Regions from separate parts of the Homo sapiens genome. Here region 2 is linked to region 1. Evidence: chromatin loops called from intact Hi-C (ENCODE). Cell type or tissue: psoas muscle. All regions are shown on one strand.

Region 1 (8,000 bases):
TGCTAAAGTTTCAAGTACCAAAATTGGGAAATGTTGATGTAAGCCCATAGCCAAGACAATCAAGCCTTAAGCATAGTACCACAAAACAGGTTTGAAAACTCCTACTAATCCTTCCATCAATTCATGTATCTATTTAACAAATTAAAAGAGTTCTATATGTGGCAGTGACTATGTGCTAGATGGTGGAGAAACAATGACAAGCAAGACTAGTATATTCTCTACCCTCTCAGAGTTCTGGTGGGCCTACTGGGGAGAGGGAAAAGTTGCCCACTAATTTTATTGCAATGACAAGTGAAAAGATGGAGAGGACAGGTGCCATGACACCGGGAGCAGCGGCTTCTTACCTAACCTGGTGGGTCAAGGAGAGTTTCCCAGGGAAAATAACTTCTAAGTGGAGACCCAAAGGAGGAGTTACAGCTGTAGGACACATAGGAGCTTGCAACACACTCGCCCATGCATTCCATGTTGTATCCTCATGACAACCTTTCTTGGTAGATGCAATGAGAGTGGTAAAAGTTACTAAGTGGTCATTACGACCTAATGAGTTCCTACTCAATGAGTCAGGCACTGTGCTAGGCATCTTACAAATTTATTGCATATAATCTTGACGGCAATGAGCAGTATCCTCAGTTTACAAATGAGAAGTTGAGGCTCATGGGAGATAAGTGGTTTCCCAACCCTGTACATGTAGTTAGTACAAAACCAGGACTTTCAGATCTGCCTGATTCCAAAGCCCATTACACTGTGGTCAACCAGTGCTGGGCCTGGACCGTGGCTGGTCCATAACAGGGTTTTTACTAGTCAGAAATACGGAAGAGTAAGCAGAATGTCATGAGTTCTTCCTTAAGCTAATTTTTTTCTTCTTAAATGACATATTATCCTGAGATGTCCCCCTCCCAACCATTTGATGTAGAAAGTCCTGTGGGTTTTTTTTTTATATATTACTTGTCAGAGAAAACTTTGAGCTTCTTCTTAGCAAAATAAAAACTTTCTAACCATATGTCAGTCTCCCAAGTCATTTTGGAAGTGTTGCCATCTATGAAATCTAAAAATCATGGAAGTTCTGTGTATGCAACTTTCTAGAACATATTCCTTCTAAAAGTGAGAGAAATATGAACCAGCACATTGCTGTGAGTTCTGCTGGTTCAAAATTGGATGAGTTGCTGAATTCCATGGGCACCAGCAGCCAAAAATGGAGATAAAATAAGATCAAGTGTCATCTTCCAAAATGTACAGACATACCACCAGTGACATTCAGGCATTCTACGTCCTGGTTTATAGACACCCTTTTTCTAAGTTTTAATAGATACTAGAAAAGTACCTAGCATTAAACCTGGGTTTTCATGAACATTTTTCCCTAGAAAATTTTAAAAAGAAAGAAAAGTTTTTTTCCCAGGACTTAAAGAAATATTTTATGACTAATCAATACTATAGGTAGTACTTGAGAAAAGAAAATAATTGTGAAGATAGGACCTGAATTACTAAAATGTGTGAAATAGTACGATAATATGTATAAAAGTGCCTCATGCATAAAAGGCCCCAGTAAATGCTTTCTTCCTCCCTGATTCACATGGTGAGCAAGTGGCGGGGGCCCAGGACTAAACCTCATAGCATCAGACTCCCAGTCCAGTGCTCCTTCCAAGAGGCCTTTCAATTGTTTTCTTTCTGTCTACCTACCTCACACTGTGTCCTTCATCTCTCTGTCTAGCCCCCAGGAAAAGTGCAGCAAGTGCAGGTATTTCTGAAATGACGAGTGGCTCGCAAAAAGGATCTGATGAGTGTTAATAGTAAGCAATGTGTACCTAAGAGTGTAGACACTATTAGCATTTGGAAAAATAGGAATCTGAACTGAGAACTGGAAGGGCCCTTAGAGATCATCCCACACAAACCCTCTTTTTACAGATGAGGAAGTTGAGACCCAGAAACGGGAAGTGCTTTGTGCATGGCCAGAGAGCTCGTTGCTGATCAAACCAGGACAAGCATCCATATGAAACACGCAAATGTAAAATTACATGAAAAAAAAAAACCCTTTACCTCCAGATGTACTGCTTTCCAGAAAAGTGGCGAGGAAATACCACAAAAATACCTTTACTTCAAAAAATTTGAAAATGTTGAAGGTCATGCTTCATATTGTGCCAGGCAAGAGAACATTGTACATAATTGTAAATCACCATTGGAGGAGGTGGTCCTGGTTGTATTCTTTTGTTTGTTTGTAATACACATAACATAAAATTTATCATCTTAACCATTTTTAAGTGTACGGTTTGGTGGTATTAAGTTCATTCACATTATTGTGCAACCATCACCACCATCCATCTCCGGAACTCTTTTCATCTTGCAAAACTGAAACTTTACCCGTTAAACAATAACTCTGCATTGCCCCCTCCCCCAACCCCTAGCAACCACCATTCTACTTTCTGTCTCTGTGAATTTAACTACTCTTTAGATACCTCATATAAGTGGAATCATACAGCATTTGTCTTTTGTTGACTGGCTAATTGCATTTAGCATAATGTTCTCAAGGTTTATCCATGCTGTAGCACGTATCAGAATTTCCTTCCTTCTTGGTTGTATTCTTAATGCAACATAGCTTGTTCTCTGTGATCTGCTGATTATAACCATCGTCGCTGTGAAGACTTTGGCGTGCTTAACATTTTTGTGACTTCTTTCCAGTGGGGGAAATAGATAGCTCAGTTGTGGACGATAGCAGCAATGGGAAGCAGTATTTGAGAAGAAATCAGACTCTCTTCTTCCAGTCTTTTGCAAGTAGGTGACACAAGAGGTAAACAGAATTGCATGCTGTGCCCCTCCACATCACCCCCTATTTTCTTTGTTTCTTCTGCCCAAGGCTTCAGTCAATCAGAGAAGCAATGAGAGTTGAAGATTTTAAAAGTGGGTTTTCAAATAAGACAAGCTTGGGTTCCAGTCCTACCTCTGAAACTTACTAAATATGTGATCTTGGGTAACGTGATTGAACTCTCTGAGCCTCAGTTCTGTAATCTGTACATAGAGATAATAATACTTTTATCAAAAAAGCATGTCTTTTTTTTCCTTCTGATTGATGAGATGCTTTCTGTATTTTTTCTGGATTTAAACATAGTTTCCAAAGTTAAAATATTAATAGTACTTTTCCCTGTCCCATTGGGTTGTTTAGAAATGTAATGTGATATATGACATTTTGGCCTCTCTGAGATGTCTTGTTCCAGCCCAAAGATTATTAGGGAACCTCATGTCATTTGAAAGGGGAGAAAGATAATTTATTGATAAGGTTCTGCATGTCATATGTATCATTTTTTTCTCATCAAAAACACTGAGTAGAACTCTATTATGATACTTGGTCCTTTACTTCATACTTTTCTATCTTCCCAGCTAGTCAGAACCATGCCCACCCCGCAGTTCCCACCCCTTGGTCAGTACCTAGCATTATGCCCAGAAAAACTACAGATGCTTCTTCACACTCCCCTCCAACCCCCACACCCCCATTACCAAAGTGTTTCTATAATGCTCTGGGAATCAGCATCTCAATTCCCCCATGGCCTCATGGTTAAACATACCATTCATTCGACCTCTCAACTGTGACAAAGAAGGAAGCCTGGGTGTAGAAACTGATTTCAGCTCCCCTCTGAAGTTGGGCGTCTCTCTTTGCTGACCACTTGGGAATTTTTTTTTCTTGCTTCTGACCCACCTCTCCCCTTTCTTTTGATAAACAGGACAGCTGTCCCCAAAGGGATGAATCCATTACCTTTCACCAGAGTTGAGTTCGTTTTCCATTTCATCTTTCTGCTTAAAGAGAAAGCCCTTTAAAAGCGCAGCGCATACATTGAGTGCGTGTACTTAATTTTTAATATGTGTGTGCCCACAGCCAAGAGAACAGAGAACCTTAAATAATAATGAAACTGAATTGTACATGTCGTATGTTTTATGTGGCACTGATTCCTAAATATGCTCCTAGCAGCCAGGTATTATTTAATACATCCCCATTAATCAAGCTGCCAAATCTAAATGAAAACCATGTTTAAATATGTTTAATAAGATTATAGCTTTTGGTTGAATATCAAACTAACATAGCTACATTTTTCCTTCCAGCCAGCTCTCATTTACTGTCTTACATTTTTACTCTGAAAGCTTTTGTACTATCAAACCAATCTTGATTATAAAACAAATTATACCACAAACTTTTAGTATCGTGAGCTTCAGCTGAGTCCCTCAGTGTAAATGTTAGGAGAAAGAACAGTTCTGAGATTTTTTTTCTGGCTAAAAAATGATATTTTTCTTCTTCTTGGGGTGAGCCTTTGAGTTTAAAAGGAAATTAAAAATTCAATTAGAGATACTAAATTGTTTGTAGCTTCTGTATTAAATGATGTCTGCCTTTTGCATAGTTATTGAAAGTGTTTCATATTAAATGTACTTTTTCTTTTTGACGGTTCAGGCTTCTGTTAGTTTTGCAATAGTGACACCTAGGGGCTGTAGAGAACATTGCATGGGCTGCTAAAATCTCAAAAACAACCCCTCTGCTCTTTTGCCATGGATAGAAAAAGTATTTGTGGGTCATTGGGGCTGATGGAGAAAGAAGGCAAATGGTACCCTGGGCGAGGTAGGTTTCCAGTTCTATTTACCAGGCTTCCAATATGCAAACAAAAAAAGGAGGTAAATAAAAAGAGGTTTTTATAAAAATAAAGAACTAGCTGAACTTGGAGTAACATACAGTATTCTAGCAGATTTTTAAAGTTATTGATAAAACAACATCATATTTATTAACATGTTTAATTCTCGTTCTTATTTGCAACAGTTTGCCTGCTGTTCTTGCCTTTGTAACAGGCATGTCCCGCGTTGATTGCAGAGAAGTGATGACTGTATGTGGTGCTTTGACTTGTTCTGTGCGAATGTCTCGCTTCTCACATCTCTAATTCTTCTATTTGCCTTGTTCAATATTCTATATCCATATTCACCCTTATAAAGTTGTCATTGAGACTTTTAGCCTATTTGTTCTCTCCACTGATATCATTATTTCTTCTAGCTTCTCAGAGCCCTTACATTTTCTCCATGTTTATATGGCTTGAAGCTTTTAAATTCTTGATCAAAGCAATCATAAATGTGTCTGTTACAAACACATTAAAATTCTTCGATTATATAAAAACTGACAAACAAGTCTTATAAAACTGTTTTTGTACTACATTAAGTTCAAAATAGGTGGCACATGTTTAACTTTGTACACTGTAGGAATTCTAAGAATCATTTCAAAAAGAAAAAGCAAATACAGTGCACAGCAATGCATATAATTCTTATAGATGAGTATTATCTATCTGTCATATCTCTCTGTAAATAATGATGGTGACAATGATGATAGGCAAAGTTTATTGATGTTTTTTATATGCCAAGCACTGTTCTAACCACTTTGCATGAATTAACTCAGTCACCATGGGACAGGAACTGTTATTATCCCAATTTTTACCCACATTCACAGAATGCTTCTGTGTTCCAACAAGGAAACTTCAACAAAGTAGTGCATGAGCTTATCACAGGTCGTGTGCAATAAGAGTTTATGTTATTAGTTTTTCCTTGAACTGCTTGGGAGTCAGTGTCACTTTTCTTAGCCCCATTAGCCTGCCCTCCCTTTGGAGTGTGCACGTCTCCTTTACTGTCTGATACCTGTCTGCTTTCCTCACTGAGTGCCTCTAGCTTTGTCTAGCAACACCTGCCCTCATAGAACTTACATTCAGTTGGGAAGATCCTAAGAAACAGCAATCACAACAAGTAATATTGATTTCAGGTAACAAGAAATGTTACAAAAGAAAGCAAAGTGATATCAGGGAGCAAAAATGGAATGACAGACTGGGTGTGAAGGGCTGGCTTTGTGAGCAGGAGAGAGGCCCTCCTGAGGAAGGGATGTTCGTGGTGAGTCCCAAATGACAGAAAGGACAGCAAGTGCAAAGGCCCTGGAGTGGGAATGAATTGAACATGTGTGAAGGAAAGCAAAAAAAGCAGGGAGGCTGGAATGTGTTGAGTAAGGAGAATACTGTGGGGCTCCTCTCTCTTTCCTTTCTCTGCTGCCAACACTTGTGTTTTCTGTCTCAGACTCTAGTTTCACTGAATTCAAAGAAATGGTTTGGAATTGCAAAATCCTGAGATGTCATCCACTGGGAGTGCTGGGGATAGGGGGACACGTGCAAGAGAATTGGCCTAAGAAAGGTTATACCCTGAGTATCTTCCATATATACCCATAGCCCCACACATTTTTATCTTGCAAAGTCAGTTAAGATGAACATAAGGCAGAAGTGGAATCCCAGCACAGTTCATCCTCAGTGCTCCACAGCACGGAACAGACCTTGGATATCGTACTTCACACAAGTTTGGTGACTCTTTTTTTATGTCTGCCTCTCCACTAGACTGGAAATTGACTGAGGACAGAGCTTATGTCATAATCATTCTTCAGTCATTTTTCTTTCTTGCATTCATTTTATCAGTAAATGCTTCTTGAGTGCCATCTGTGTGCCAACCACTCGTACTAGGCCCATCTATCTCTGCTTGGATAAAATTCCAAGCAAGAAAGATACAGTCCCTGCTCTCAAGTTTCCAACAGTATTGCAGAAGAGGCATACCATAAAATAGCATCATACAGTGTGCTATGCCTCAGCTTTGGGGAGGCAGAGAAAATGTTCCAAAGGAAGTGACAGTTGAGTCCAGTCAGGACTTGGAAGTATAAATAAAGGCGAGTATATGTCTGTATGTGTGTGTGTTTCTGTGTGTTTGGAGAGGGGTATGCATGTGTAGTGGGCCCGAGATGGGAGAGAATGTGTGCAGAATTTTAAACCTTGGGAACAAAGGATTCATGAACTCAGAGGTGAACTCAACTGTGTACTGGATGAAAATGTGAATGAATGAGTACATGAATGTATAAATGAATGAATCAGTGAGTGAGTTTTTCAGAGGCAGCTCATGAAATGGAGATTGTATTAGCGTGTTTTTACACTGCTATAAAGATACTACCTGAGACTGAGTAGTTTAAAAACAAAAAAAGGTTTAACTGACTCACTGTTCTGCATGACTTACAGTCATGGTGGAGGGTGAAGGGGAAGCAGGCACCTTCTTTACAAGGCGGTAGGAGAGAGAGAGCAGGGGAAACTGCCATATTAAAACCATCAGCTCTCGTGAGAACTCCCTCACTACCATGAGAACAGCATGGTGGAAACAGCCCCCATGATCCAATCACCTCTCACCAGGTTCCTCCCTCAACATACGGGGATTACAATTCGAGGTGAGATTTGGATGGGGAGACAAACTATATCAGAGGTATAAAGCCAAAAGGCATTTTTATTAATTTACCCTGAGAAATCACTATTCCAAATTCTGCCCATTATTTCCATGTAGGCAGACTCATATGGAGACCTATATCTTTATCAAAAATGTGCTTGTCAAGTAGATTATTCAGTGACTTATTGGGAGAAAAGGTTAGGCATTCATCTTATTGTAGGGATGGCTTTATCAATGGAACTGCATATAGCTGATGGCCAATATTCATCTTTATCCTGAACATTGCTTAGATGAGAACTATGGGGTAAACAAATGAGTGAAAAAAATAAGTTAAAATGTCAAGGGTGTTCATAGAAGAGAGAGAGGCTGTTAATGTGGTCTAGATGCCAGAGGTGGAGAGCTGGCTTGGAAAGTAGGGACTAGATTCTAGTCTTTGCTGTACTACTCTCTTGTGTGACATTGAGCAACTAGCCATCTTCAAACCCGTAAAGTGGAACTATGCCAGGCAATGTCTAAATTTAGTCTCTATCAGCTCTAGAATTTTGTGTTCATCTTAGTTATACCTGCTGAGGAGGGAGAGGTATTGAATGTGTATGGACACCAGCTGGGCAGCTTCCTCATGGTCCCTGGATGACAGCTTTGTCCTGGGGCACTCAATCCTCCAGAGTACCTTAAGAAGCTGTCCTAATCTGCCATACACTTGGGAGGGTTCTGGCTGTTAACCACCTATGTTGGACACACTGCTGCTA
Region 2 (8,000 bases), 960 kb before region 1:
AGCCGTGCATGGTGGCACATGCCAGTAATCCTAGCTACTTGGGAGGCTGAGGCAGGAGAATTGCTTGAACCCAGGAGGTGGAAGTTGCAGTGAGCTGAGATCGCACTATTGCACTCCAGCCTGGGCAACAAGAGCGAAACTCCATCTCAAAAAAAGAAAATAGTAATAATAACTACTATAGTCTCCAAGGTTTAGTAAAAAATGAAAACCACTGTAGGTATCTCAAACAGGAATAAATTTTATACAGGAAATTAGAAGCTTACAAAACCATTAGAAGAACCGGCAGAACAAAGGTTAGGCGAGCCAACTGCCAGTGTTCAGGACGTCAGGAAGCGCAGCCATGGCAGGAAGCTGCTGCTAATGCTTTGGGCTGTCTGCAGCAGCTAAATGGGTTATGTTCAAGAGCGTGGCTGGAAGGTACAGCTCCAGAAAAACTTCACATCTGCCACCAGCTGAAAACCAAAATACTGGCTTTTGAGTCTCTTTTGCCTTTCAAATATTGCATGTATGGCTCTAAGCCCTGAAACTTTGTGATATGGGCTGAATGGTGTCCCCTCAAGTTCACATGTTGAAGTTCATACCCCCCAGTACCTTAGAATGTGATTGTATTTGCAGATTTACCTTAATCTTTTTAAAAAGGGGTTAAGGTAAAATGAGGTTATGTGGGTGGGCCCTACTCTAATATGACTGATGTCCTTATAAAAAGAGGAGTTTAGGACACAGATAGGCACAGAGAGAAGACCACATGAAGACATGGAGATGAGATGACCATCCACAAGTCAAGGAGAGACTTCAGAAACCACCGCTTTCAACACCTTGATCTTGGATTTTCAGCCTACAGGACTGTGAGACAATAAGTTTCTATTGTTTAAGCCACCCAGTTTGTGGCACTCTGTTATGGCAGCCCTAGCAAACTAACATATTCTGGGAATAGGGATTTTGCAAGACTTAGTTATTAGGTTTCTAAGGGCAAAAATGGTACTGAGTTGCAAGAGACAATCTGGCACAGTTGCCCTATGCTAGGCTCATGCTGAGGCCCAGTCATGGCACAAAGCACTTCACACATGTTATCTTGTTTAATTTAAGCCTCATATCATCCATCAGTAGTGGGAACCTAGGTCAGATCTAGAAGCAGATCTCTTTGTGCTCTATCTGGTTGCATATGCACTTTCTTTTTTGGTCCACTCAGGGAACATCTATTGATCTTCAAATCGACGTTAGTTCTTCTCGCTCTTCACCCAATGCCAATCTTCTCCCTCCCCACAGAGCCATTTCCTTCTTTATTTTCCCAAAACCATAGCCCATATGGATTTCTATAATAGTACCTATGCAGATTCTATGCATTTTTACATCTATGCATTTGTTTTCTCCACTAAACTCTAGGTTTCTTAAGAGCAGAGACCACATCTTGTTTGCTTTTGCACTTCCAGAGCCCAACTTTGTGTCTGATACATGGTTTTTCTTCAGGGTGTGTTGGAAGAAAGTGGGAGGAAGGATTCAAACCGGGAAAAGACCAAGGATCCTTTCACCACACTGCAGTGTCAGCATCTCATAAGAACACACCCAGTTAATCCAGAATAGATAGGAAGGAAGAATGCTTTTGCACACACACATGCATACAAATGTGAGAGACTTCTCTGGCTTGATGCTAGGCCACTTCCCTTATAGAAATTGGCCAGCAGTGTGACAATTAATTAACTTTCTAAGTAGCTGATCAAACATCTCATTTACTCAGTCAACAGAGTGTTAAGACAGAAGCGTGGTGGAACGGAGAAAAGGGACCTTAGGGAGCTGTGAAGGAGGCTTTGCAAAGCAGATGACATTTGAGCTTGATCTTAAAGAATGAGTAAGTGTGTTATGAAGGGTAGTGGGTCGTGGGTATTCTAGAAAAGGGAACAGCATGGGCCATGTCTGGAGACTTTGGCTTGTTCAGCAAAGAGCAAGTAGTTAGGGGTGTATATATGTTTGTTATGTGCGAGGGGTGGGGAAGAGGAGAGACAATAGGAAATGAAAAACCACAACAAACTTCTTTGTACACAAATATTTCTTCACATTTCAGATAGTCATAGAATGTCTTAGATCTGGGCATGGTTTATAATATCAAAAATTGGAAATGGCCAATGATAGGAGAATGGACAAGTAAACTATGGTGTATTAACTCAAAACAATATTATATAATAACATAATTACATAATTTATTAAAAGTATTAGCAAATACTTTACATAAATGCATATTAAATAAATGACTATTAAATGAATAAATATTAAAAATAATGGCAAAGATCACAATTGCTTTTGCACCAACCTAATTATATAAGATTGTAATGAAGAACTTGTCACTTTACAGAAATATTTTGTGTGAATAATCCTAAGTGAAATAGTAGGATTTGGTGTGATCATATGCACTTAAAAAATAAAATAGGCTGAGCACAGTGGCTCATGCCTGTAATCCCAGCACTTTGGGTGGCCGAAGCAGGAGGATCACGAGATCAGGAGTTTGAGACCAGCCTGGCCAACATGGTGAAACCCTGTCTCTACTAAAAACACAAAAATGAGTCGGGCGTGGGGGCGTGCCTGTAATCCCAGCTACTCGGGAGGCTGAGGCAGGAGAATTGCTTGAATCTGGGAGGTGGAGGTTGCAGTGAGCTAAGATTGCAGCACTGCACTCCAGCCTGGGTGGCAGAGCGACGAGACTCTGTCTCAAAAATAAATAAATAAAATGAATAAATAAAAAAAATAAAATCCTAAACAGAAGGAAAAAAATGGAAGGAAATATTGTGGGCAGTTGTTATCTTTAGGTGATTTTCCCCTCTCATTCCTATTGATTAATTTTTGCACCTAGTTTATTGATAATGAAGATGAATTTATTTTTTATGTATTTTTGAAAAATCCATGTCCTGTCCTAAAGATTTTTGCTGCCAATTCCTTTATGTTCTGTGGTTATGGGACACTGTTTAGCTGTGACCAGAAGAGAAAAGGCCACAGTATCACCAAACCACCAAGAAGACAAAGGCTTAAGAAAGGAAGCCAAAGACCAAGGGGCATTAGGTCCTTGTGATTCCCGTCTCAGAGTGAAAGCACAAGTCGCAGCTTCAGAGGGCTTCCCAGAGCGGAGTGGGCAAAGCCGATGCATCCACAGTGTCTAGGCTGCGAGGAAACTAAGACGGCCAAATCCCACCCACTCCACCCCACCTTGAATTCCTTCTAAAGCTTCCACAGGTTCCTAGACTCATCTTGCATGCTCTCAGCAATAAGTAGTCCTCACAGTTGAGCCAGATCCCTCCAGCCAGTTTAAAAGTTCTGCCCAAATCTACTTTTCAGATGGCCCCGGTCCGGCTATATGGACTCACCCAGAACAAAGCTAACTTTGCACGTGACAACCCCTACTATTCTGACCTCACTAGATTAGGTTTCATGAGACCAGCCCTTAGGTCTGTTTTGCTGTATCCTCAGCACTCAATATGGTGCCACGTACAGAGTAAGCACTTAGGACATGTTGTAGGATGAATGAACAAGTGAAAGAGTGAGAGAATAAATTCACTCCTGAGTCTTCTCCTCTCCTGGCCAAATATCCCCAGTTCCTTCAACAGTTCTGATGTGGCTCCTGGACCTGTCAGCACTTGTTTTAGATATTCCCCAGCATGTCCGTGTTAAATGTGGATTTCAGGAACTTACACAATAGTCCTGGTGTGGTGTGGGGTGCACGATTCACAGGAACCATAACTTCCCTTATTTAGAACAACCTATTTTAATGAGGCAACTCAAGATCTTAAGAGCCATTATCAAAGCCACTAATGGTTAAAAAATCTGGACTATATTTTTAGGGGTTGGGGCCACTGCTATCAATCCCAGCAGCATGGTGTTCCTTTTTGACCATTCAAGACTCTGCCCAATGTTGTGGCAAAGGCAAGGGTAAGGAGTCAAAAGACCTGGATATGGGCATTGGGCTGGTAGCAGTAGCTACTATGGAGTCCCAGGTTCACTCTGGGCTAAACACTGTGCTAAATGTCTCACAAATATGTTCTCAGTTAACGCTTGTTGCAAGTAGAGTACTGTTTTTATCCATTTTTTACAAATAGAGAAATTACCTAAGCTTATTTCTGGCATTTCATTGTGCAGGAATCTCCAGCTCGTCACTCAAACTCTCTGGGCTTCATTTATTTTATCTGTCAAATGGAGATAATAATAATATCTGTCTTGGATAGTCACTGGGAAGATTTATTAAAAGGTTGCAGTGAAAGTAACTGATAAAGCCTATAAACTTGCAATACATTATTATAAAGGCTCCGATTTTCCAGAGCAAAGTCTGGAGACATAGATTTCAATTTCCTCTCTGTGTCTGTGTCTGCCATTCCAGATTGCTGTCAGTTAATGTAACAAATGTTTTCTTCCTTTCTCTAATCTTGGACATTTTTTTAATAGATTAAGAGTAATTACTCCCAAATGGATACATGAAAGCCCAATTTCTGCCTAACATGCATCAAACCATTCATAAATATGCTTTTCTATTTTATTTATTATTCTTCATTAAATCTATTTCAAGTGGAAACAAACAAATCCACTCTTTCCAAGTATTAAATTAACTCAACGCCAAAGGTGTTTCCTGTAACACTCTTCCAGCAGAGGGCACTATTTCTCTATAAAGAGGGTGCCTTAGTTTTCTAAACTGTGATCCTCAGATTTTGAGGTAATTTTTGCAGAGCCTCATAAATAAATTCAGACCCAAGTATTAAGAATTATTAATGAGGACAATGCCGTTTGGGTTTACTTCATGAAAAGAATTTTCAGTTAGTGCAGAAATGCTGATTTTTGCCCTCTGCCATATACGGTCAGGTATCTCCTTATTTAGAAATCACAGAATATGAGAGTTAGGGCCTTACAGATCACTTAGCCTGCAGATCACAAAGAAACTGCCTGCAGGTGAAATTCAGCCCACATTCATATTTTGTTTGCCTTGCAGAAGTTTATTATTATTGTTATCAGACTAACATTAACCAGGAGGGTGCACACAACATATAGATTTCTTAGCATATTAAAAAAAAAATAAATCTGAAGCTTTCACAATGCTGAGCCAACATGCCTCTATGGTGACAACTGGCTGGGATTCAATAAATTTACACCCTTGTGGACAGGACATATGCACACTAGTTCCCCAACAGTGACTTCTCATCCAGGCTGCCCCATTAGTATACATCAATTACCTGGACCTAAAAGCACTTGAGTTTATGACCTGTAGATTCTGGTCCAACTTCTTCATGTTACAGATGAAGACACTGGAGGCCAGAAATAGGAAGGGCCTTGCTCAAGGTCACACCACAAGTGAGGCGCTGAGACCAGGTCTCATTCCCAGGCCTCCCAACCTACGGGGTCACGGTCCTTTCCCACCTCTGGGGTTTCTCAAAATTAAGAATTGATCCTGACTCCTGCCTGTGCCTCTGTCAGAAAGCTTCAGTCCTTTCCTCCTTTACCCTAAGAGGCCAGTGTTCCCAGGCAGGTGGGAGGGCCACAAAGAGGTCCCAGACAGTGTAAAATGCAAGGAGAGGCTTTGGTGGTGGTGGTGGTTGGGAGTGGGGGGTGGGGTCGGGGAACAGAAAGAAGGGGAGAGGGGGCCCTCTACTAGTTCTTCTAGGGCCTTTTTCTTGGCTACTCCTGCTTTCCTAGGGCTAGTTTTGCTTCTCAGATCCTGATTTCTTGGGCTGATGGACAGAACTTGGAGAGCACAGTCAGAGAGACTTACTTTCTTAAAATTTCTGGGCCAGCCGGGCGTGGTGGCTCACGCCTGTAATCCCAGCACTTTGGGAGGCTGAGGAGGGTGGATCACGAGGTCAGGAAATCGAGACCATCCTGGCTAACACGGTGAAATGAAACCCCGTCTCTACTAAAAAAATACAAAAAAAAATTAGCTGGGCGTGGTGGCGGGGGCCTGTAGTCCCAGCTACTCGGGAGGCTGAGGCAGGAGAATGGCGTGAACACAGGAGGCGGAGCTTGCAGTGAGCGGAGATCGAGCCACTGCACTCCAGCCTGGGCGACTGAGCGAGACTCTGCCTCAAAAAAAAAAAAAAAAAATTCTGGGCCTTGGTTTCCTCATCTGTAAAGTGGAAGCATTATTACTTTGTGGAGCTTGTGTAAAAATTTTCTATTCGATAAGAAAAGCATTTGTGATTCATTTGCTTATTGACTGCCTACTAGATGTAGAATGTTTGGGGGTACAGCTATGCCTGAAACATGAGGATCCTAAATAAATGGCAGCAATTATTGGGGAGAAAAAGGAGACAGGCTTCTTGTTATCCTGTGGAGACTCTGTGCCTTTGGCCCTGAGGCCTCCACATTCCAACAGCTCTCCACCTAAGCCTGTGCTGCATATCTCGGCTGCACATTAAAATATCCTGGGCAGCGTTTAAAATCCTTGGTGCCCAGGCTCCTCCTAGAACAAGTAAATCAGAATCCCCAGGGGTGGTGTCTGGTCATTAGTGCAGCACAGCTGGGAACCACTGTCATAAATCCTCTTCCTACCATGACACAGCCTAAAGCCGTTTGCTTTCCTAGGAGCCACGTTGGCCACACGCTTCCTTTGCTGCAACCCCACTCCTGCCCTTTGAGTCTGGACATATTAATGAAATTCCTCTGACCTTCTATTTCTTTTTCAGGAAAATAGGGGTGTAGGGGAGACAGTTGGTAGCCTAACCGGCATCTGTTAGCTCCTTTTTCCATCTAAGCAGAAGGCAGATTTTGGAAGCTGACCACCTCCAGGGGTGAATCTGATTGGCCCAACAGTTATTCAGTCAATCCTCTTTTGTCAGTGATTGGTTTAGGAACGAGACTGTGGACCGAACTCCGTTATATAAGATGTGAAAGGAGGCCTCTAGGAAAAGTTTTCTTGCTCTTGAAAAAGAGGAAGAAGACCATTGTGTGGTGTTTTGATTTGACATGTGGAACTGCTGCCGCCATCTTGTGACCAGCCTGAGGATGAAGGCGACACCGGGGCACAACATGTAAAGATGAATGTTGGTTAACTGGAGTTTTTATTCAATAGAAAATTGAAGTGGCAAGCACGATGAGTAGAAGAGAACTAGAATTTACTGAGTCCCTATTATGTGCCAGACCCTCTGTTAAGTTCGGTATAATATGTGCCAGCTCATGTAATTCTGACAACTGTGGTCTGGCATTAGAAAGTAATCAGTTAGACTCTATTGATTTTTTTTTTTTTTTTTTTTTGAGATGGAGACTCCCTCTGTCTCCCACGCTGGAATGCAAAGGCGCGATCTAGGGTCACTGCAACCTCCTCCTCTGGGGTTCAAGCGATTCTCCTGCCTCAGCCTCCTGAGTAGCTGGGATTACAGGTGCCTGCTGCCACGCCCAGCTAATTTTTGTATTTTTAGTAGAGATGGGGTTTCACCATGTTGGCCAGGCTGGTCTTGAATTCCTGACCTCAGGTGATACACCCGCCTTGGCCTACCAAAGTGCTGAGATTACAGGGCTAAGCCACCGTGCCCGGCCGACTCTGTTGATTTTTCTTTTAGCTCTGACACTTAGGCAAATGCTTTCATCTCTCTAAACCTCAGTTTTCTCATCTGTGAGATAGAAATGATAGAATATATGCATTATGTGGTTGTTAGAAGAATTAAATGAAATAATGCTTGTAAATAATGCATGTAAATAATCTAGTAAATAATTAGGACCCAATGAAAACCAGGTGTTACATATGTTTATCAACCTGTAAGGCAGGTTATTAGTTTTATTATTATTGTTATTGTACTTTTTACATATGAATGGAATAAGAATTACAAGACCCAAGTGGACTTGCCTAAGATCTCACAGTGTGTAAGTGGCAGAGCTGGGATTTAAACTCAAGAATTCTTTTTTTTTTTTTTTTGAGATGGAGTCTCACTCTGTCACCCAGGCTGGAGTGCAGTGGTGCGATCTCGGTTCACTGCAACCTCTGCCTCCCAGCTTCAAGCAATTCTCCTGCCTCAGCCTCCCAAGTAGCTGGAATTACAGGT

What was found. Peaks named below come from ENCODE experiments on the same cell type or tissue, not always from the same donor. Only the 100,000 strongest peaks of a DNase experiment are listed, where the experiment ranks them.
Region 2: a loop joins it to region 1, with 2.8 times the contacts of the local background. A loop is called at or near these places in 86 of 110 quality-filtered maps.

What each region holds. Positions count from the first base shown.
Region 1 is chr1:59,694,975-59,702,974 of GRCh38, forward strand. All of the region lies in intron 14 of FGGY (FGGY carbohydrate kinase domain containing), which reads left to right. Among named protein-coding and RNA genes, the nearest start is that of MIR4711, 34 kb to the right of the region's middle. In psoas muscle, a CTCF peak has its summit at 4,468 (motif pointing left); no DNase peak of the experiment used is centred here; H3K4me3 peaks cover 3,177 bases; H3K27ac peaks cover 7,907 bases.
Region 2 is chr1:58,735,423-58,743,422 of GRCh38, forward strand. All of the region lies in intron 5 of LOC112268263 (a long non-coding RNA gene), which reads left to right. Among named protein-coding and RNA genes, the nearest start is that of MYSM1, 39 kb to the left of the region's middle. In psoas muscle, a CTCF peak has its summit at 4,607 (motif pointing right); no DNase peak of the experiment used is centred here.